Linked DNA regions of Homo sapiens: region 2 is linked to region 1. Evidence: chromatin loops called from intact Hi-C (ENCODE). Cell type or tissue: OCI-LY7. All regions are shown on one strand. Each heading gives the region's core, and the rest is flanking DNA. Links, peaks and the distances in the headings are about the cores only.

Region 1 (11,267 bases), core at 2,892-7,891:
CCCGAGAGGGTGCTGGCCAGGTGGGGAGCCTTTCCAAGGACGGCAGCAGGCAAGAGCATGCCCTTCTCTGAGAAGAGCCCTCAGTCCTATTTCCACCCCTTCGAACATGGAAGGCAGCAGGCAAGAGCATCCCCTTCTCCGAGAAGAGCCCTCAGTCCTATTTCCACCCCTTCGAACACCAGCCCTGCCTCCCCTCCAGCCCAGGATGGGTAGACGCAGGCCTGCAGTGCCTGGCTCAGATGCTCGTGGAGTCCAGTCTCCTGCCCACAAATTGCTGTGTCCAATAGCAGCCCATCCATCGGGACCACGGCCATCTCCGCACTTCAGACAAAGCTCCTCCTCCTTGATTAAGTGGGAATGGAGGGCCAGTTTCAAAGGCAATGAGCCTTCCCAAAGCAAAGGACTTAGGATTCCCAGGTAGGGGGTCCCTGGCCTCCCAGCCACCAGGGTGACTCCTGACTGCTGAACCAAAGCTGGGGTCAGATGCCACACGTGAAACATGGCAGGAGGTGTCTGGCTGGCTGGCAGGGGAGTCTGTGCCTATTCTCTTCTTCAAACTATAAAAAATACAACAAATTCAGCAGCCCAGAGGGAATAAGAGAAAGACCCTTCACTCCTCCCCACTGTGGGGTGTAGATGCATGCAGTACACTGAGAGGTTCCGGCTCCTGGCCTGCCCGTCCCCAGCCCCAGCTCAGGAACTGGTTCATCTGCAGGCCCTAGGAGCTCAGCCATGGCTCCCAGCGCGTGGTGGCTGATGGGCAGAGCTCGGATGGTCTGGGTGTGAACCGGAATGGAAGGAGCTCAGCCATGGCTCCCAGCGCGTGGTGGCTGATGGGCAGAGCTCGGAGGGTCTGGGTGTGAACCGGAATGGAAAGAGCTCGGCCGTGGCTCCCAGCGCGTGGTGGCTGATGGGCAGAGCTCGGACGGTCTGGGTGTGAACCGGAATGGAAGGAGCTCGGCCGTGGCTCCCAGCGCGTGGCGGGCTGTCCTGGGATGCTGGGACCTGCAGTCAGCTGCCACTCTGGTCCCAATGGTTGGGGGACATGAGGCTGGTTCAGGGGGAGGTTTGGGAACAAGGGGAGTTGGGGAGCAGGCGCCGCGCCAGGTGGGAGGTGGAGCCTAGCACGGCAGTGCTGCTGAACACCAGCTACAGTTCCCTGAGGGTCACCCAGCCAGTCCATGCCTGCTGCAGAGAGGCCTGGGGCCAGGCTCGCCTGCTGGACAGAGACCCCTCTGGGAGAAGGTGAGTTTCTGGGAGCAGGGGCCTCCCAGCCAGGCCCTCCCAGGCTGTGGTTCTGATCGAGCCTGCCTCCCCCACTCCCCTGCAGCCCATTGCAGCTGGCTCAGGCCAGTGGACTGGACCAGAGCTGAAATCCCGGAGCCCTTCATGAGTCCCAGACGCTTGGCAGGCCCTACAGCCAGGCCAAGGCACACACGTTTGTTCTAACTGTGGATCTGGTGTCTGTGGGCAGAGCATAGGCTGCGAGGGACTCAGGCCGTGTTTGGTCCAGCAGCAGAGACGTTGCCTCGGGGATGAGGCAGACGGCACCAGAGCTCCCCAGGGCCAGGGCAACAGGGGAAGAGGCAGCATGCCTGGGGCCTCCAGGAGGCAGACAGGCTGGGCCTGCGGCTGCGCTGACACCCACGTGCCTTTCCAAGGTGCTGACCTGCAGAGGAGCCAGGGGAGCCATTCGACGGGAGGAGACCCCATCCATTCCCTCCTCAAACTGCTCCGTGCAACCTGGGAATGACTCTGAACTCGTGTGCCCTTGAGGGTGGGAGCAGGGACTGCAGAGGCTCCTGGCTGGGGAAGGACGTCAGTGGCTCTGGTGGCAGATCGGTTAGAGCCCCGCGGTGGAGACAAGCTGCCGCCCAGAGAATCGTGCTGCCTCATGCTCCCAGCAGAGGCGGGCGTGCTGGTGGGAGGATTCCCCGTTTATTCCAGACACCCTCCGTGGGCTCATCTTTTCCACAACACAGCCCAGGAGGGAAGGAAATCGCAGTTCATGCTATAGACACGAAAGAGATCGTGACAGCTGCGATACGAATTCCTAGTTAGCCACCTTGCTGGTCCAGGAAAGACAGCAGAAACAGAATAAAGGAAAGCTAGAAAGCAAACAAAACAAAGCAATGTCAAGCCCGCAGTTGGCTGTTGTGAGCTTCTGTGGTGCCATTGTGAGCTGCGTGGTGCCGTTGTGAGCTTGTGTGGCGCCGTTGGGAGCTGCGCGGTGCCGTTGGGAGCTGTGCGGCGCTGTTGTGAGCTTGTGTGGTGCTGTTGGGAGCTGCGTGGTGCTGTTGGGAGCTGTGCGGCGCTGTTGGGAGCTGTGCGGCGCTGTTGTGAGCTTGTGTGGTGCTGTTGTGAGCTTGTGTGGTGCTATTGTGAGCTTGTGTAGTGCTATTGTGAGATTGCATTGCATTGTTGTGAGCTGCATGGTGCTGTTGGGAGCTGTGTGGTGCTTTTGTGAAGTGCATGGTTCTGTTGTGAGCTTCATGTTGCTGTTGTGAGCTTGTGTGCTGTTGTGAGCTTGTGTGGTGCTGTTGTGAGCTGTGTGGTATGAGCTTGTGTGGGGCTGTTGTGAGCTTGCATGGCATTGTTGTGAGCTGCGTGGTACTGTCGTGAGCTGTGTGGTGCTGTTGTGAGCTTGTGTGGTGCTGTCGTGAGCTGCGTGGTACTGTCGTGAGCTTGTGTGGTGCTGTCGTGAGCTGTGTGGTGCTGTTGTGAGCTTGTGTGGTGCTGTTGTGAGCTTGTGTGGTGTTATTGTGAGCTTGTGTGGTACTGTCATGAGCTGTGTGGTGTTGTCATGAGCTGTGTGGCGCTGTTGTGAGCTGTGTGTTGCTGTTGTGAGCTTGTGTGGTGGTGTGAGCTTGTGTCGTGCTGTTGTGAGCTGTGCGGTGTTGTGAGCATGTTTGGTGCTGTCACGAGCTATGTGGTGCTATTGTGAGCTGTGTGGCGCTGTTGTGAGCTTGTGTGGTGCAGTTGTGAGCTGTGTGGTGCTGTCGTGAGCTGTGTGGTGCTGTCGTGAGCTGTGTGGTGCAGTTGTGAGCTGTGTGGTGTTGTCGTGAGCTGTGTGGTGCAGTCGTGAGCTGTGTGGTGCAGTCGTGAGCTGTGTGGTGCAGTCGTGAGCTGTGTGGTGTTGTCGTGAGCTGTGTGGTGCTGTCGTGAGCTGTGTGGTGTTGTCGTGAGCTGTGTGGTGCTGTCGTGAGCTGTGTGGTGTTGTCGTGAGCTGTGTGGTGCAGTTGTGAGCTGTGTGGTGCTGTCGGGAGCTGTGTGGTGTTGTCGTGAGCTGTGTGGTGCAGTTGTGAGCTATGTGGCGCTGTCGGGAGCTGTGTGGCGCTGTTGTGAACTGTGTGGTGTTGTGAGCTTGTGTGGTGCTGTTGTGAGCTGCGTGGTGCTGTCGTGAGTTTGTGTGGTGTTGTGACTGCCCAGGGTGACGCAGCGTTGACCGATGATGAGGCACCTGATACAGATAAGTCCTAACATATTCCCTGGTGCAATTTACCAGAAAGGCTGAAAGGCTGGGCCGCACTGCAGGGTCCCTCACCAAGGGAAAATCTCCCCAGGGCATGGATGGGGTTTCCGGCTGTGTCACGTGGCTCCTGCCACCACTCAGTGAAGCCCTAAGGGTCCTCTGGCTTTAGAGTTTGATAATTTGCTCCGATTGCCTCTAACAGAGGGCCTGTCTCCATCCACCCCATCACCACAGGTGGGTCAGTCGCTCCAGGTGGGACAGACATCGGCTGCACAAGGACCACGGCAAATCTGCCCCCAGGACGCTTCCAAAGAGGGCAGTGGGGTCACTCAGTGCCCGTGAACGCTCAGGGTCACTCAACGTCTGTGAACGCTCAGGCACCATGCTGAGTAGCCACCAGGTCAGCAGCCCCGGGTGCGGCCCCCAGACAGGAAGGGTGGGCTCCTGCTTTAGCCTGGCATTGTCTTTGCTTCTGTTCTTCCTTCTGGTGACTTCCACCTTGGAACCTGGGAGCTGGAACGGTGCACACCCCAGTGTTGTCAGAAACATCCTCCAAAGCCTCCATACACTGCTCCCCTTGGAAGGACAGGAAGAGGCTCTATCTCCGACTCCCTGAGGGATCTCACCCCTGCTGGGCAGGTAAGTGGCAGACCTGGGACAGAAGACTGTGAAAAGTGGCAGAGGCCAGGAGCAGGGCAGGGAGCAGGGCAGGGGGCAGGGCAGGGGGCAGGGAGCAAGGCCGGGAGCAGGGCAGGGGGCAGACCAGGGGGCAAGGCCGGGAGCAGGGCCGGGAGCAGGGCCGGTGTCCGGCATTAAGTGGCAAACATGCTCACGGGAAGTGTAGCTCTGGGCACAGGACTCACAGCCAGTAAATGAGCCAAATCCCTCATTTACACCATTCACAAAACTGGATCCCACTGAGGTTAAAGCTCTAAGCAGAGAAACAAGAATTCCAACGTGACGGGAGAAAGAAGAGTGTCCGTATGGTCCTGCGGGCAGAGAGCATCTTCTTGCATATAACAGAAAAACTGGCACAAAAGAAAAGAACCATGAGTACGACAGCATCAATATGATGGGCGTGTAGAGAAGCCTCGAGACACGAGTAGCAGAGTGAGACCGACTGTTCGTAGGAAGGGGCTGGCACAGTGGGTGAATCCAATAGCACTTCACAGGTGCGAGAAGACAATTCCTCCGCTGTGGGGAGAACACACAGCTGTGAAGAAAATGGCCAAAGAAATATGAGCAAAACTTACAAAAGCAGAAATGCAAATTACCAAGAAGCATTTAAAAGCTGCACAATCTCACAACAGATCAGGGAACTGCAATGGAAAACAGTCTGATTTTTTTCCCATTAGATTAGAAGAAATGAAAACGTTTAATGTCAAACATTAGAGGAAATTGGTGCATAAATGGTTTTTTAAAAAGTCAGAATTCGTCATCTCAAAATAAATTCATCAAATTGATTACATTAAAATTGCACTGACTCTGTGATGCATCAGTTTCTTTTCTCAGCATTTACCCTAGGGAAGAATGGACGATGAGCAGGGGATGATGAGCAGGGAAGCAGCTGAAACATTGGCAAGGCAGAGACCACGGCAGAGGCCACGTCAGAGACCACAGTGGAGGCCATGTCAGAGACCATGGCAGACGTCATGACAGAGGTCATGCCAGAGATCCCCTGGGAGCAGAGGGAGTGCCCACCCGCAGGACGTGGGGGAGCAAGGCTGCAGCTGTGGGGAGCACTTGGGCACATCACAGCGTGGGCATGGCAGACGAAGACATGCAGGCCACACGCAGGAAGGCACAAACGCACCGGTCACAGTGTCAGGGGAGCACTGGGTGGTGTCACAAGGGATGTGAGCTTTTGTCTGTTGTGTGTCTGTATGTGTGTTTTAACAGTAAGATTGGGTTCGGGCAAAATCTAAGGGAATAAAAAGCAGGGGAGTGGCTGTGTGTGAATCTGGAGCACAGGTGGCCATGCAGTGACATTAAAATTAGGTCAAAGGAAAGACTAGAGCCAGGGGCGAAGGCGGGAGCGTGGTAGGAAGTGGGGACGGCCTGGCCAAGGCCCCGCCAGACCACAAAGCTCAGGCCCAGACCGCAGAAGGCCGATAAGAGCGTTCCGGAAATCAGCTCTGTCTCGGAAAGAGCCAGGCCCATGGGCTCCTGGCCGTGGGCAACCAAGGCTGAGTCAAAGCCACGTTCTCAAGAGAATCCAGTGCAATTATGCAGAGACTCATTTAAAATGACAAGTACTTTTTAAAAGTCACTCTCTGAAAATGACATTCAAACCAATTATCATTAAGGGAAGATGTAAGTTAGCTTTGTTTAAAAAAAAAAGAAGGTGGAGAAGAATAAAAATCTGTTTTTAGATACTTTGTATGTTGCAGTTTAGAAATACTCCTGCTGAATAAAACCTACAGGAAATGGAAGCAGAGGCGTGTGCAGCCAGCTCAGGAGGGAGGAGGTGAGCTTTGCTTTGCCTGAGTGCTGGTGAGATTTTGCCACCGATGCCGTGATGCATGGAGACCCTGGCTCAGTGAGTCCCCAGGGGAAGCCAGCAGCAGGAGGAAGCCTCAGATCGCAGTTTTTTTTTTTTTTTTTTTTTTTTTTTTTTTTTTTTTTTGGTGATAGAGTCTCGCTCTGTCCCCCCAGGCTGGAGTGCAGTGGCTCCATCTCGGCTCATTGCAACTTCCAACTCCCAGGTTCAAGCAATTCTCCTGCCTCAGCCTCCTGAGTAGCTGGGACTATAGCACCAACCACCACGCCTGGCTAACTTTTTTTAGAGACAGGGTTTCACCATGTTGCCCAGGCTGGTCTCTAACTTTGAGCTCAAGCAATCCGCCCGCCTCGGCCTCCCAAAGTGCTAGGATTACAGGCGTGAGCCACCGCACCCAGCCCAGCTGGTGTCTCATCAGACGTGCAGAGCTGCCTGCACCAAGTGGGACCTTTGCCCCTCCCCGGGGAGCCTACACTGCCGCCCGGCGGGGACAGTCCAGGGCCAGATGCCTGTGAAAGAGGGCGAGGCACGGCCCCAAAGCCTTGGCTGTCAGGATTCCAGGCCCAAGAGGAAGCGGCCGCCCATGTGCCGGGTGAGGTGATGTCTCGTGGCTGCTCAACAGGAGGCCCCGGCACGGATGGTCCTCGCCCTCACACGTGGGCTCAGTTACGTACACACATGTGCCTCATCACACACTGAGCAAACTCCACCGCGGTCAGCCTGCACGGGGACCAGCCCCCGAAGGCCCCTCACAAACACTTATGCCAGAGGCTAGGGGGGTACAGCAGGGTTACCTGCAGGCCCAGAAACCTCTCGGTGTGGCTCGTGTTAGGCCCCGTGGCTTCTTGCACTGAGGCCACGCTCCTGGCTGGGGCCTTGGGGTGAGTGTAGCGTAAATGGCCACCTGCAGGAGGAACCTGTTGGCTCCGTGGCCCAAGACTCTGTTCTTCCGAAAACTCACAGGCTGATTGTTGAGTGGTTGGTCCGTGCACCATCTGGGAGCTGGGGCTGCGGTGGGGGCCCGCGCACCTCTGGCCGTCCTCCTGCGCTCCAGCAGCCCCTTCCCGTCTCCTGTCCCTCTCCCCGCTCACTCCCAGCCCCACAGTCACACCCAGGCTCCCTTCCCAGCTCTGCTCCCACCAGCGGCACCTCACAGCCACGTCAGCTCTTTCTCCTTCGTGCCGAGCCTGTTGTCTACAGACTTCCTCAGGCTGTGGCCGCGGGGTTTCGCGGGCCGACGCTCACCACATCCTGTCCTTTGCCTGTTTTCTCCCTCCCAAGGGCAAGCGCCGCTGCCCCGGCCCCGAGCTCAGCCACAACCTGTGCTGCCGCCCACCCCACGGCCTCCCGTTCCCGCCACACCACGCTCCTCCCACCGCAGGGTCTCCCGGTCCCCACCCACACCACGCTCCTCCCACCCCACGGCCTCCGGGTCCCCCCCACACCACGCTCCTCCCACCCCACGGCCTCCGGGTCCCCCCCACACCACGCTCCTCCCACCCCACGGCCTCCCGGTCCCCCCCCACACCATGCTCCTCCCACCGCGGGGCCTCCGGGTCCCCCCACACCACGCTCCTCCCCCCACACCACGCTCCTCCCACCCCACGGCCTCCGGGTCCCCCCCACACCACGCTCCTCCCACCGCAGGGCCTCCGGGTCCCCCCCACACCACGCTCCTCCCACCCCACGGCCTCCCGGTCCCCCCCCACACCACGCTCCTCCCACTGCAGGGTCTCCGGGTCCCCCCACACCACGCTCCTCCCACCGCAGGGTCTCCGGGTCCCCCCACACCACGCTCCTCCCACCCCACGGCCTCCGGGTACCCCCACACCACGCTCCTCCCACCCCACGGCCTCCGGGTCCCCCCACACCACGCTCCTCCCACCCCACGGCCTCCGGGTCCCCCCACACCACGCTCCTCCCACCCCACGGCCTCCCGGTCCCCCCCCACACCACGCTCCTCCCACCGCGGGGCCTCCGGGTCCCCCCACACCATGCTTTTCCTTGGCAGCCTCAGCCTCATTCCTTTCCTCTAAACCTCCACACTCGGCCTCCCCTGCTGAGGCTCCCGGACGTTTCATGACCTTTTAACAGTGCGATGCTCCCTTCCGTTCCACGGGCCGGCCTTGTCCACGCCCTTCCCCGAGCTTGGCCGGTGCTGTTCCCCAGCCTGGGGCCGCCCTGCACCCTTGGCCACGTGTAGCTCCCTCCAAGGGTCCAACTACACGGTCCTGGCTCTTTCTCGAAGCCTCCCCTGCCCCTTCCTTCCCACGCAGGTCCCTTTCCTCTACACAGTTGGACGTGTTGTCCCGTGCCCTCCTTTCCCCGCATTTCCTCGTCTTTCCTCGTGGACAGTGAGCTTCGTGCGGAGGGGAGTGCGGGCCCTGCGGGTCCTGGTGCTGCTGAGCGCAGCACTCGTTCTGCGGTGGACACTCCAGGCGGCTTTCCCAGAGGAGGGGGCATGGCGGGAGCGGGCCTATGGGTTGGGCGTGGATCATAAAGCTCCCTTCTGCCCAGAAGCTTCAACTCTAGACGGGCGTTGGAGTTTGTTCCATTTGTACCAGCGACGTGGCGTTCCCTGCCTCTCCTGCTACGGGGTGGCTGCCTCCCCACGGCTTGCCCTATCCCTCCTGCCGCCCCTTCTGCCTTCCCCGCCTGCTCCCCGCTCGGTCCTCCCTGGCTTCTTGCTGCCCACGCCAACCATCACCTCTGGTCGCCCTCCATGGGCTGGACAGAGACTGGACGTGGTGTTTTTCTGTGTGAAATGTACCCTTTAAGATGTTCTATAAATATAAATAATTATCATGAAGACAGTTGGAATCATTTAATTGAAAAATAAAAATGATATTAATGATATTGTTCTAACCACCAACAATTTTTTTTAAACTTATGTAAGTAGAATTCTATTTTCAGAAAATGGAAAGATTAATTTGTGGCTCCGTTACCACAATAGTCTCTTGAAGTCTTGGGCCTGAGAAGGAAAAGTAGGTCATTCAAAATCTAGCACAATGATCTTGCAAGAGGCTAGGAATGGAAAAATTCAAGAAACATTTTAATCCAAACATCTTTTATTCTCGAATCAAAACAATGATTTCATGGAAGAGGCAGGAGAGGTATTGAGTCCTTGTTTGGTTCTTTTTTTCCACACATATTTATCGAATGGGCTCTGGGCCAGGCAATGTGTGTTACACAGTCTGGGCTCTTGACAGAACAGAGGGGACAAGACAATAAATATTGTGTGAAAAGGAGAACATGAGAAAAAACGGTGGGAGCAAAGAGAATGGAAACATGGACCTGGGGAGCCACAGAAAGCCCTCAGGGCCAGGGCTCCCCCATATCCTGACAGGTGCGGGGCCGGCATGGATGCCGCGGTGGGGAGGACGGTGCAGTGGGTGGGACTGAGGCCCAGAGCGCAGCCTCACGGCTGAGAAGAGGCCTGGAAGGAGGAGCTGGAGACACCCCACTTTCCGAGAATTTCCCTCTGAGCGTCCTGTGTTCCCTCTACGTGGAGATAATGCTGCCGTGTTTGCATGCAGGAGTCGCCTTCAGCAGTAAAGCACCTCCCTGTGTCTATGGAAGTGTCTTCCACGCTCACCTGATAGAGTTCGGAAGCAGAACACACAGCCCGTGCAGCCGTCCGCAAAGCCGCTTCTGTCTCAGCACCAGCTCATCAGGGCAGCCCAGCACTCGGGCAGCTCCGCCTTGGGGAGAGTCCACACAAATGTGCTTCACTTTTAAATACTCAACAGAGGAAGAGATCAGGACACTTCTGGAAGATTGGCTGGGTTGCGGCAGATGGTTTTGGTAAATGCCAGACCTTTAACTCAGTGAAACGGCAAAGTCGGGAAGAAGAACCCACTGGCAGTGTTTGGAGTCACCCTCAGCCATGGACATGAACTCAGGGACGGATGGTGCTGGCACCTTCATGAGCAGAGCTGGTCCCAAACAGCAGGAGAAATCGTTGGAAGGGTGACTTCCCCAGAGCTCCCGGGAATACTGGAATTCAGGCCTCTCACCCCAGCATTGCGTAAGGTGTATAATTAACTGAATATACACAACACACACAGACGCTTAAATCTGGGGACTTTCCTTTAACACTGAAGATATCTGGTTACTCACTGCAGATATCCTCGCACCATCCCAGAGGTGACCAATGCCCTATTTTCCTTCTGGGGTGACATGAGTTCTTGGGGGCACTTCCCTCTGGGCTCAGGTATTCTTATTTCTAAGGCTCCACTTTCTGCTCCCATCTTCAGACGCACCCAGGGAAACTCTCTGGGCTTTGTCGTAAATGAATGGCCTCTCTCCTTTATGACCCTGGTCTCACCCTCCTGCCTTCCAGGTGGCCATGGGATGCCCGTCCTCTTTCTCACCCAGACTCTCTCTCAGGCCCCGGTGTGAGCTGCATCTTCTGAGGCCGCCGTCTCCCTGCTCCTGTGTGATTTGCTGCTTCTCCTGTTGTCTGGGAGTCTCACTCTGTCACCCAGGCTGGAGTGCAGTGGCGTGATCTTGGCTCACTGCAGCCTCTGCCTCCTGGGTTCAAGTAATTCTCCTGCCTCAGCCTCCTGAGTAGCTGGGATTACAGGCACCCCACCATGCCCGGCTAATTTTTTTATTTTTAGTAGAGATGGGGTTTCACTGTGTTGGCCAGGCTGGTCTCAAACTCCTGACCTCAAGTGATCCGCTCGCCTTGGCCTCCCAAAGTGCTGGGATTGCAGGCGTGAGCCACCGTCCCTGGCCTCCCAAAGTTCTGGGATTGCAGGCGTGAGCCACCGTCCCTGGCCTCCCAAAGTGCTGGGATTGGAGGAGTGAGCCACTGCGCCCGGCCTCCCAAAGTGCTGGGATCACAGGCGTGAGCCACCGTGCCCGGCCACATTCAGCCTTTTTTTCAGTGATTCTCCCAAGGACTATGTTGCCCACATCAGTTCTCCACCAACCTCTGTTAGATCACTCAATCCTGTATTAAAATGGCGTGAATTACTGATGTCCCTTGCAGGTTGAGAGGCAGACACGCTTGGTGGTGCTGGGGGCGCCCATATGCGGAGTCAGACGTCCAGGATCTGAGTCCCGGCTCTTCCGTTCGTCAGCCAGAGGCCTCTGAGGGGTCTGCTTTGCCTTCGTGTGCCTTGGTCTCCCCATCTGTGAAACGGGGAGATGCTAGGACCCATCTCATAGGGTTTTCGAGGGGCTGAGTGAGTTAACACACAGAAGCATCAGACAGTTCCAGCCCACAGTTGGTGCTGGTCTCAACACTCTGACGGTCCAGAGCAGGGGTAGGCCAAGCTCCACCTGAAG
Region 2 (11,267 bases), core at 4,235-9,234, 100 kb after region 1:
ATACACAACACATACACAACACACACAACACATACACAACACACACACAACACACACACATTTTGTTTATCCGTTGATCTGTTGATGGACCCTTGGGTTGCTTCCACATTTTTACCATTGTAAATAATGCTGCTGGATTCTATGAATATCTCTTCATGACTCTGCCTTCAATTCTTTTGCATATACACCCAGAAGGGGGATTGCTGAACAATATGCTAATTTTATGTTTATTTTGTGAGGAATTGCCTTAGGGTTTTCCACAGCAGCTGCACCATTTGACCTTCCTGCTCACAGGGAACAAGGGTTCCAATTCCTCTTCACCTTTGCCAACAATTTTTAACTTTTGTTGATAGTGGTCACCCGACTGCATGTGAGGTGATATCTCATTATGTTTTTGATTAGCATTTCCCTCATGTTTAGTGGTGTTGAGCTTCCTTTCATGTATTTGCTGGCCATTTGTATACCAGCTTTAGAGAAATAGAGAAATGTCTACTCAAGTCCCTCGCCCGTTTCTAAATTGGGTCATTTGGTTTTTGTTATTGAATTTTAGGAGTCCTGTAAATGTTCTGGATATTAACCCCTTGCCAGATACACGATTTCCAAATATTTTCTCCCATCCATAGGTTGCCTTTCCTCTGTCAATTGTGTCCTTTGATGTACAGAAGTTTTAAAATTTTAATGTAGTTCCATTTGTCTATTTTTGCTTTTATTGTCTGTGCTTTTGGTGTCACAGGCAGGAAATTCGTGACAAATCCAATGTTATAAAACTTTCCTTTATGTTTTCTTTTAAGACATTTACAATGTTGGGTCTTGCATTTAGGTCTTCGACCTATTTTGAGTTAATTTTTGTTCATAGTGTAAGGTAAGTGTCTAGCTTCATTCTGTTGCATATGGACAGCCAGGTTTCCCAGCATCATTTGAAGAGGTCATCCTTTCCTCATGGAGTGGTCTTGATGCGTGAGTTAAAGTCATTTAGCCACAGATGTGCATTTCTGAGCCCTCTATTCTAGTCTGTTGCTCTATATATCTGTCTTTTTTTTCTGCCAGTACCACACCATTTGATTACTATATCTTTGTAGTAAGTTTTGAAATCAGAAAATGTGAGTCATCTTTCTTTTTTATTTTCAAGATTGTTTTGGCTAATCAGGGTCCCTTGAGACTTTATGTATGAATTTTAGGATTAATTTTTTTCATTTGCACAAAATGCCATTGGGATTTTGGTAGGGATTTTATAGAATTCCTAGAGACTGCTTTGCATGTTGTGAATATCTTAACAATACTAAGTGAACACAGGATGCCTTTCCATTTATTTGTGCCTTCTTCAATTTCGTTTAGAAATGTCCTGTAGTTTTCAATGTACAAGTCTTTCACCTCCTTGGTTAAGTTCGCTTTTAGGTATTTTATTCCTTTTCGATGTTCTTGAACCTGGATCCTTTTCCTGGTTTCCTTTTTGGATTATGCATTGTTCGTGTATAGAAACACAACTGATGTTTGTTGATTTTGTATCTTGAAACTTTGCCAAATTCATTTATGAGTTCCAACAATTTTCTTTGTGGGACAAGCATTCAGTAATTTCTTAGGCAAATATAAGACCTGCAGTGAGTGGTCCTGCTGGAAAGAATGGAAAACACTTACTGAGCATTTACTGTGTGCTGAGCTCCTTTACAGCATCTCTAGCCTCAAGTCAGGTCTAACAGCATTCCTTCTTTTTAGGTAGGCACTATCTCTTTGAGGGCCCCCATACCCTACAAAAGAGATGGCTTTCTCCATTTACAAAGGCGAACGCTGAGGTTCACTGTTAAGGCCTGGGAACAGCGGAGCAGGGAGGCACCGGGTGCTGGGTGTGGGTCTGGACTCTGTGCCTGCAGAGTTTGTGTTCTCTGCATTAGAGTCCTCGGCATAAACGAAGCCGCACACACACTCACTCGTGCATCTCTTTTGTTGTTGTTGTTGTTTTGTCTTTGTTCTTCCTTCTGAGTTATACAGAACCCTCCAACACATCTTTAAGCACCATCTGGAGCTTCAATTCAAACACATTTTTAAAAAAGATCTTTCAAATTATTTTGTCTGTAACTCCCAAAGGGCACCCCAATGGATCGATTGATGTTTCATCTGTTTTTAATACTGTAACATAAATAAAAGTTAATGCACTTTAGCACGCCACACAAGCCTGATTCAAAGAAACATCATTTACAGGCCTTGTTAGAGGCGTCTGCAGGGAGCCAGCAGGGAGCTAAGCCCACAGAATTCTGTTTGGGCCTGTGGCTCAGGGTCCTGACGGGGCCACAGGACGGCAGTGCTGTCAGGCTCCTGAGATGTTCTCTGAAGAGCTGGTCCCCAGGAGAGGCTGTGACCACGGGGCTCGGAAGGCCACCAGGGCAGGTGCACCCACATGGATGCTCAGTTGGAAAGGCTGGTGGAGGAGTGGCTCCCTCCTTCAAAACACGTTTGTGGTTGAGCTTCACCGCGCAGGCTGGTGCCCTTGTCCACAAAGGCCCCTGCTCCTGGATCACCCCACAGGGCCCAGAGCCTTCAGCACCTGGGCTGAGCCACCACTCAGGGTCACACCCATGGCTGGAGCTTCTGGCCACAGACACTGGGTGATGCGGCCTTCTAGTCTCCCACCCAGCAGTGAAGGGCAGGGGCTTGGAGGGGCCTGCAGCTCCATCCCCAGCTGCTTGGCATGCATTGTCCTATCGGCAAACCCACCGAGCTTAAAGCAGCTGCCGCCCCCACTCTCAGCACCACTTTGCTTTGTCCCGGCTGGCCCCGGGGGACTGTTCCCCTTCATGTTCAGAGTTAGGGCACGGTCAGGCCGTGGAGACAGCTCAGAGGCTAATGCCAAGGGGCCACACCAGGACAGCTTAGCTCGAGCCGGCACAGAGGGGCAAGCAGGGATACAGACAGACACCTTATCCGCATGGGAACGTACTGTCACTCCCAGAACTGTCCATTTGCTGACAAACCCATGTTTTCTCCATTTTAAACAGCACTGTCAGGATCAGGGGGATTTCACCAGGATGTGGCCCAGCCCAGGGCTGCAACCTGGTCAGGCTGGGCTGTGGGACTCACAGGAAAGAGAGAAAACCATGGGGCACAAGGCCAGGGTGAGGGAGTGGCTGTGGGACTCGGGTCCTCGGCCTCCAGGGGTCGTTTCTGAGACAGTCGGGTCCTTGGGTGGTGAAGCTTCAGACGCCTGCTCCATTTTACTTAAGAAGACCTTGATGGGGGCACCGGGCGCGGTGGCTCACGCCTGTACTTGCAGCACTTTGGGAGGCCAAGGTGGGCAGGTCATGAGGACAGGCGTTCAAGACCGGCCTGATCAACATGGTGAAACCCCATCTCTACTAAAAATACAAAAATTAGCTGGGCTTGGTGGTGTGTGTCTGTGGTCTCAGCTATTTGGGAGGCTGAGGCAGGAGAATCGCTTGAACCCAGGAGGCAGAGGTTGCAGTGAGCCGAGATCACACCATTGCACTCCAGCCTGGGCAACAGGGCGAGACTCTGTCTCAAAAACAAACAAACAAACAAACAAAAAACCTTGAGGGAAGGTGTGGAGCTATTGGCCCAGGATTGCACAATCGACCTGGGCCATGCTGGACCGGCTCAGCATTCTCAGGCACAGAAGCTCCGGCCGGTCCCCTGGTCCAAGGCTTCAGAACCTAGGAGCAACCCTGACCTCTGACCTCAGGCATGTGACAGGTTGTCTAGGACTGCGCCCTGGCAACGGGGCTGCAGACAAGACTGGCAGGGATGGCCTAGAGGCAGGGCGGCCTCAGACCAGCCCCACTCTCTGCAGCTCAGAAGGAGCAGAGGCCTCTCCCACACCACCCGGCACACCCGGAACCCCTGGGGCAGAGGGCCCACCTGCTTGGCCCATGGCCCGCCTGGCCGGGTGCTGGAGGGAGCCGCTGTCCTTCACCTTGGCCTCTGCATCTCTTCCACAGGGAGAGGCCATCAGGATAGCAAATCACCAGAGGGAAAGTAGGTCATTTCTGCTTCCTCACCCTGGCTGGGGCCTGGCAGAGAAAACACCCTGAGCGGCCTCTGTAGAGGGGGGCCTGTCCCGCGGCTCTGCCGGCCATGCCTGTGGGGCTGCCCCCGAGATCTGGGACAGGCACCTCAGTCTGGGACAGGAAGCCACCCGCCCGCTGCAGGCACCGCAGAAGGCTTTCCTCGTACTTCCTGTCCTGGACGGGCTGCGGGGAGGAGGCTAAGGGTGTACGTCTCACTGGGAAGCTCAACTCTATGCCCTTTGTATCTGAGGATGTCTTTACTTAGGGTGATAAATTATGCATTCAGCATTCTGCGTGAATTCACAGAGCTCATTCCCCCATCCTTCCTGCATTTCCCAGATCCCTGGTGACTTGGGCCTGATCAGTGTTCTGAGAGGCGTGTGGGGCACAGAGGAAGGGTGGGGTGGTACCTCAGAAACCTGCAGAAACTGGAACACTGGATTAGCCTGGGTTCTCCAGAGAAACAGAACGAAGTGGACATATACATAGACAATAAGGAGCTGGTTCACTGAGTCATGGAGGCAAAGTCCAAGATATGCCAGTGGCAACCCAGAGAGCTGCCGGCGTCAGTTCTCATCCCAGTTCTGTCTCTCAACCCTTTTGTCGTATTCAGGTCATCAACTGTTCAGACGAGGCCCACCACACCTTCCTCACGCTCAGGTTCAAACATCAGTCTCCCCCAGCAACACCCTCACAGACACACCAAGGCCCACACCTTTCTCATGCTCAGGTTCAAATGTCAGTCTCCCGCAACAACACCCTCACAGACACACTGGAATAATGCTTGACCAAGTATCTGGGCACCTCTTGGCCCGGTCAAGTTGACACAAAAATTTCACCCCCCTAAACACCACAGCAAGGAGTATGGGCTTTCCCTGGATCCTTCTTTCCTCACACTTGGAGAATCAGCTCATTGAGCTCCATAGAAAACTCTATTGGGACTTTGATTTGAATTGGGCTGAGTCTATAGATTCAAACTGGCTAAAATTGTCATTTCCTATCTATGAACATGATATATCTCTCCATTAATTTACACCATATAGGTGAGTATCTTTTACTCCTTGAAATAGGAAAGCTTATCTTAAAGAAAGCTAAATATAGAATGTTGGTAATTTGACCATATTTAAATTATAAACTTTTCTTCATCAAAAAACATCTTAAAAATTTCAGACTGGGAGATTTTGGAATACACGCAACTAAAAATGATAGATACCAAAGATCTTTTTTACAGACCTCTTCTGCAACGGAGTCCTTTCTTCTTGCTGCTGCAACAAATTTCCATGAATTTAGTGGCTTTAAAGAACACAAATTTATTTCCTTCCAGTTCTCAAGGTCAGAAATCCCGCCCAAGTCTTTGTGAGCGAAAATCCAGAAGTGGGCAGGGCTGGTTCCTTCTGGAGGCTCCTGGGAGAAACCCTCTCTGTGCTCTACCCCAGCCTCTGTCTGGTCTGTGCCTGGCCTTCTGGCCAGCCCGACCCTCCACCTCCCTCTTTTCCTTTTTATGGATGCCCGTGAGGACATCAGGCCCCCTGAATCATGTGGCAACACCTCCCTGCTCAGTGTCCTCGATTTAATGGCATTTGCACGGCCCCTCTTGCCACACAGGTGACACATTTCAGGTTCTGAGAATGGGCGTGGGCACCTTGTGGGCCGCTGTCCTGCAGACCTCACACCCACGAGGACCCTGAACAGCCCTGCAGGGTGATTGCAGAGGACACAGAAGGTGTTTCACAAATGAACTGGGCACCCACATGCGCTGCTCAGCCTGAGGCCCCATCCGACACCCATGGGACCTGCAGGAACAGAAAGTCTGGGTGTCCTGGTGTCAGGAGGGATGTGGGGCCATTTGCCTCCAAACCTTGAGGTCCGCGGTAGACTGGGCAGCCGCACTGGAAAGGACTTGGCACTCCTGCCTGGAGGGGGGCCAACCCTCACCCCTAACCCTGCGACTGCACCCGAAATCCCAGGGAAAGCGGGCAGGGCTACGTGGGCTGTGGAGGAGGCTCTGAGGCGGCTCTGAGTGGAGAGGGCCGCGCAGACTCAGGCACGATCCCCAGGCAGGGCCAATGCCTGGGTGGACCAGGAGTCATAGATGGGTGGACTTCAGGGGCTCAGCCTCCGTCCAGAGTAGCAAGTCCCAGGAGATTGCAGGCAACTGCCATCTCACACAATGGCAAATGGCTATAAAGAGAGTTAAATAGAATGTGAGAGCTAAAACCATATAAAAGGGAAAGTGAGGAAATAAAAGAGGCCAACATCTTGGCGGCGCTGCAGCTCCTGAGGTCGCCCGGTGCTTCCCGTGCCCTCGGAGCGCCTCCCACTGTGTGGGCTGAGATCGTCAGAGGTGCAGTTGTATGATGAAGAAAACACTCAGTGAGAATGCCGCTGTTACCCAGTGGCACTCTCAGTCGATGTGAGCAGAAAGCACACTGGTCCACAGACCTCTCTGGCGTTAACAAGAGGTCACTACACTCGGCTCCACTTCAAGTCACTGCCACAATCCACATAAACGGGAAGCTCCAAGGGGTAACCAGCGTGCAAGACGGGAGCCCATCACGTGAAGGGGCCTCATCCTTTATTTCCTGTAAAGCACACTCAGAAACCGACAATGCAAATCATCTTCCTGACAGGCCACACATGACATACAGACACGTGTTTATATTTTAAGGTAAGAAATGATCATTTTTACTTTATTCTAATAAGAGCTTCAGTTTTCCTTTAAATCATGCAGATAGCAAACTATTCAAAGCAGAGGGTGATAGGGGATTTCCGCTCCATCCAATCGTCCGTTTACTTCGATCTGGTTGACTGTGGGGTCTCATACTTGTGTGTGTTGTGTGTGTATGTGTGTGCATGTGAGTTTTATTGTGTGTACCTGTGTGTATGCATGTGTGTTGTGTATGCCCGTGTGTAATGTATATGCATATGCGTGTGTGCTCATGAGTGTTGTGTGTTGTGTACGTGTGTACATATGAGTGTGTTGTGTGTGCCTGTGTGTAATGTATATGCATATGTGTGTTTGCATTCTTGTGTGTGTTGTATGTGTGTAATGTATATGCACGTATGTGCTTGTGTGTGTCATGTGTGTGTGTATGTGTGTGTATGAGTTTTATTGTGTGTGCCTGTGTGTACTGTATAGGCATATGTGTGTATGTGAGGCTTGTGAGTGTGTATTATTGGAACACATGCATGTGTGTGAACATACAGGGGTGCATTTTGTGGACCGGGGACCACTGCGTGCAGAGCATTTCTGGGTGCTGAGGCATAGCACCAGAGGTCAGGGCCTGAGACCAGACACCCACAGAGGGGCCGACGGGCTGGCTGGCCTGAGCAGGTGCCAGGGGCCTGGTTTGGGGCTGGCCTGTTGGAGGTTAGAACCCAGCAGTAGCAGCTGAGGAAAGGGCGGGGAGACATCGGCTATTTGTGGCACTTCGCGTGGGGAGACAGAGTGCAGCCTGCTGGCCCTCGACACCATGAGAAAGGAACCACTCCGCACCTGCAGGTCCTGTGGAGGCTGCAGAGGTCCACGGGGCAGGTCCTTCTCTCAATTCATGTGTAATTTAAATGTGCCGCAGACACACACAAGGGTGGCCACAGGTCTGTGCGGATCAGAGAGGATGGGCTGCAGCACCAGCTGAGGACACGGCCAGGCCAGGAGGGCCGCGCACAGCCTGCCAGATCCAGGAACCTCTGGGTTAGCATCTCCAGACCAGCCTGGTGCTGGCTCCTTTGCTGACATGCACGTCCCAGCCCCACAGGGCTCATCCCGCCCAGCCAGGAGGTGGCCCGATGTGAACCCAAGAGTGTGATGGTGCCCGGCTGAGGGGGCCGTGGGAGGGGGAGGCCACTGGGTTGTGGGGAGGCTGAGCCTGGGGGAGCAGGACGGAGGCTGGCACCGGGTCGATCTTCAGGTGAGGAAGCCCTGGTCACAGGTCCAGTGCAAATCGGGGACCAGGGAGGCTGAGGCCATGAAGGAGGTGCCCGGTGTGCACATGGGAATGAATGAGGGAAGCTGTGCCAGGCATCGGTGCCAGTCAAACACTTGTTTTTCAGTGTAAATGTTCACAGAATTATGACGATGTGGTCTTGGAAGAGCAGGTCCCCCCGGACCCACCCTGTCGCTGGACATCACGGCCACTGTCCCCTCGGACCCACCCTGTCGCTGGACATGGCGGCCACTGTCCCTCCGGACCCATCCTGTCGCTGGACATGGCAGCCGCTGTCCCCTCGGACCCACCCTGTCGCTGGACATGGCGGCCACTGTCCCTCCGGACCCACCCTGTCGCTGGACATGGCAGCCGCTGTCCCCTCGGACCCACCCTGTCGCTGGACATGGCGGCCGCTGTCCCCCCGGACCCACCCTGTCGCTGGACATGGCGGCCGCTGTCCCCTCAGACCCACCCTGTCGCTGGACATGGCGGCCGCTGTCCCCTCGGACCCACCCTGTCGCTGGACATGGCGGCCACTGTCCCTCCGGACCCATCCTGTCGCTGGACATGGCAGCCGCTGTCCCCTCGGACCCACCCTGTCGCTGGACATGGCGGCCGCTGTCCCCCCGGACCCACCCTGTCGCTGGACATGGCGGCCGCTGTCCCCTCAGACCCACCCTGTCGCTGGACATGGCGGCCGCTGTCCCCTCGGACCCACCCTGTCGCTGGACATGGCGGCCGCTGTCCCCCCGGACCCATCCTGTCGCTGGACATGGCGGCCGCTGTCCCCTCGGACCCACCCTGTCGCTGGACATGGCGGCCGCTGTCCCCTCGGACCCACCCTGTCGCTGGACATGGCGGCCACTGTCCCCTCGGACCCACCCTGTCGCTGGACATGGCGGCCGCTGTCCCCTCGGACCCATCCTGTCGCTGGACATGGCGGCCACTGTCCCCTCGGACCCACCCTGTCGCTGGACATGGCGGCCGCTGTCCCCTCGGACCCACCCTGTCGCTGGACATGGCGGCCGCTGTCCCCCCGGACCCATCCTGTCGCTGGACATGGCGGCCGCTGTCCCCTCGGACCCACCCTGTCGCTGGACATGGCGGCCGCTGTCCCCTCGGACCCATCCTGTCGCTGGACATGGCGGCCGCTGTCCCCTCGGACCCACCCTGTCGCTGGACATGGCGGCCGCTGTCCCCCCGGACCCATCCTGTCGCTGGACATGGCGGCCGCTGTCCCCTCGGACCCACCCTGTCGCTGGACACCCCGTCTCTGAACACCCTGTCGCTGGACACTGGCCATTGTCCCAGAGCTCGCTGTGCTCAAGCTGCTCCCCAGGGGCTTCTCCAAGCCTTCGTCCCGCGGGTCCCTGAGCCTTCCTTCCCTCCGAGGCCCTGGGTGACCGGCTCTTCTCTCTGGCCAGCCCTTGTTGACGTCTGTCTCGTGACCTCACCTCGCAGAAGTGGCTCTCATGCCTGCTCCCCAGGGCACCCCCTGTGCAGAGCCCTGGCTCTGCGTCTCCCCAGCCGGGAACCTCGCCCTGGTGGTTCAGGGGCCCCCCAGACCCTCGGCACCACTCGTCCTCCCCCGACTGCCCATCCCCCAGGTGTGGGCCTCGGCAGGTGTGGGCCTCGGCAGGTGTGGGCCTCGGCAGGTGTGGGCCTCGGTGATAATGGGTGGGCCTGGGCAGGTGTGGGCCTCGGCAGGTGTGGGTCTCAGCAGGTGTGGGCCTCAGTGATAGTGGGTGGGCGGCCCTGGCTAGGGGGCGTGGCTCAGAGATGGCGGGGTCGCGGCCGGGGTGCCCGGGCCCGTGCTGCAATCCCTGCTCTCATCTGAGGAGCCTGTCCTGGAGAGGAGGAAGCGTGGGAATGCCCAGTGCTGCCTGGGGCAGGCGGCCACGGCTCTCCCCGGGGCTCTCGGCCTCGACTGAGCAGGCGGGTAAGACGGTCCATGAAAGCATGGCCCTGGGCCCTCGTGGACAGCCACTCCCAGTCCTCGCAGCCCCCGCATCTTTGTCAGACGTGCCCTGTGATGTCCTGTGCATGTTTCCTTGTGGCCGGCGCCTTTGGGTACATGTCGTGGGGAGCGGGTTCCGTCTTCATCTCTCGCCGGCTGCGGTCACAGCCTCTGCTGGAAAACCTCTCTGGACTCTGGCAGGTGCAGGCCGAGAGGGTGGCAGGAGGGACGGGGCCTCGGGATGGACAGCGGCCCTGGCTTCCTGCAGCTGAAGGAACCCCCAGAGAGCAGCAAGGGGTGGCTGGAGCAGAGGGCGGCGGCCCCAGGCCTCACCACAGCTGGGTGTCCTTGCATATAGGCATACACGGTGCAGGGGCTGTGGCAGCCTCAGGATCTGGACTCGCCGCCCGTGGATGCCACCACTGCCAGGCTGAGAGGGAGCTTAAACATTCACTCTCTTTTTCCAGAGTGTTCAGATCTGAAGTTTGAAATTCTTTCCTGCAGGTGTGGCCCTGACAGGGGCAGGTGGCGTCAGTCTGTTCTGCCTGAGACAGAGGTGGCCATTCCCGCGTGGGTCCCCGCCGCACACCTGTAGTGTCTGCCTCTTGAGGGGCACGTGGAGGACCCCGTCCTGTCAGAAAAGCTCTATAATGATGACCACCTGGCTCGCCCCTCTTCAGAATCTATTGTGGACTTTTGTCTTTGGTTTCCACCAAATGACTGTGATGGTGCTTCTGGCCACTGCATTATAGGTCATGCATGTCCTGCGGTGTCCCAGCACAAGTGGTTTTGTGCTGTCCCATAGGCCACGCTGTTTGAGGCTGAGCTGAGAGCTTAGAGGCCCCGCACTGCCCTGCCCTGTCTTCTGCTCATACCCTGACCCCAGCCTCCATCAACAACACCGAAGCTTCTACATGGAAAACCCAGCCAGGGTCTGAGTGCTTCTCCCCACACATCACTGCCATCCGCCCGGGGTCTCTCGCCGAGCTACTGCAAGCCCCACTGCCCTGTGCACTGGCCAGCACCACTTCCAGCACAGTCGGATTTGTGGGTCTGCAGCACCAAGCTCTCCATGGCATCTCCCCTCACTCAGAGTGGAAGCATGCAGGAAAACGTGCACGTGGGAAGGAAGACGCCTGCTTGGTGGTGGTAGCCGTGGTTTGAGACTTCCACATGAGAATCAGGGTCAGGGCTGCTCAGGAGCAGCCGGGCACGGGTCTGGGCTCGGGGAGAGGCGCGGGCTGTGGTCTCTCTGATGCGTGGCTGGTTTGCACGGCGGAGGCTGCATGGGGACTCCAGGGTGAGGAAGGACGGAAAGGCCGCCGTCTGTGTCACATCCATTCGCTGCCTTTGTGTCCTGGAGGG

Evidence for each region. Hi-C counts contacts between places; a loop is a spot of excess contacts. Peaks named below come from ENCODE experiments on the same cell type or tissue, not always from the same donor. Only the 100,000 strongest peaks of a DNase experiment are listed, where the experiment ranks them.
Region 2: a loop joins it to region 1, with 2.2 times the contacts of the local background. A loop is called at or near these places in 2 of 110 quality-filtered maps.

The regions. Positions count from the first base shown.
Region 1 is chr6:170,084,051-170,095,317 of GRCh38, reverse strand. No RefSeq gene overlaps it. Among named protein-coding and RNA genes, the nearest start is that of LINC01624, 180 kb to the left of the region's middle. RefSeq lists enhancers at 3,154-3,655, 6,586-6,685. In OCI-LY7, for the core only: no CTCF peak of the experiment used is centred there; DNase peaks (open chromatin) are centred at 5,587, 5,987, 6,857 and 7,207; H3K4me3 peaks cover 2,229 bases; H3K27ac peaks cover 2,351 bases.
Region 2 is chr6:169,985,499-169,996,765 of GRCh38, reverse strand. No RefSeq gene overlaps it. Among named protein-coding and RNA genes, the nearest start is that of LINC00242, 190 kb to the right of the region's middle. In OCI-LY7, for the core only: a CTCF peak has its summit at 6,339; a DNase peak (open chromatin) is centred at 6,565; H3K4me3 peaks cover 835 bases; H3K27ac peaks cover 849 bases.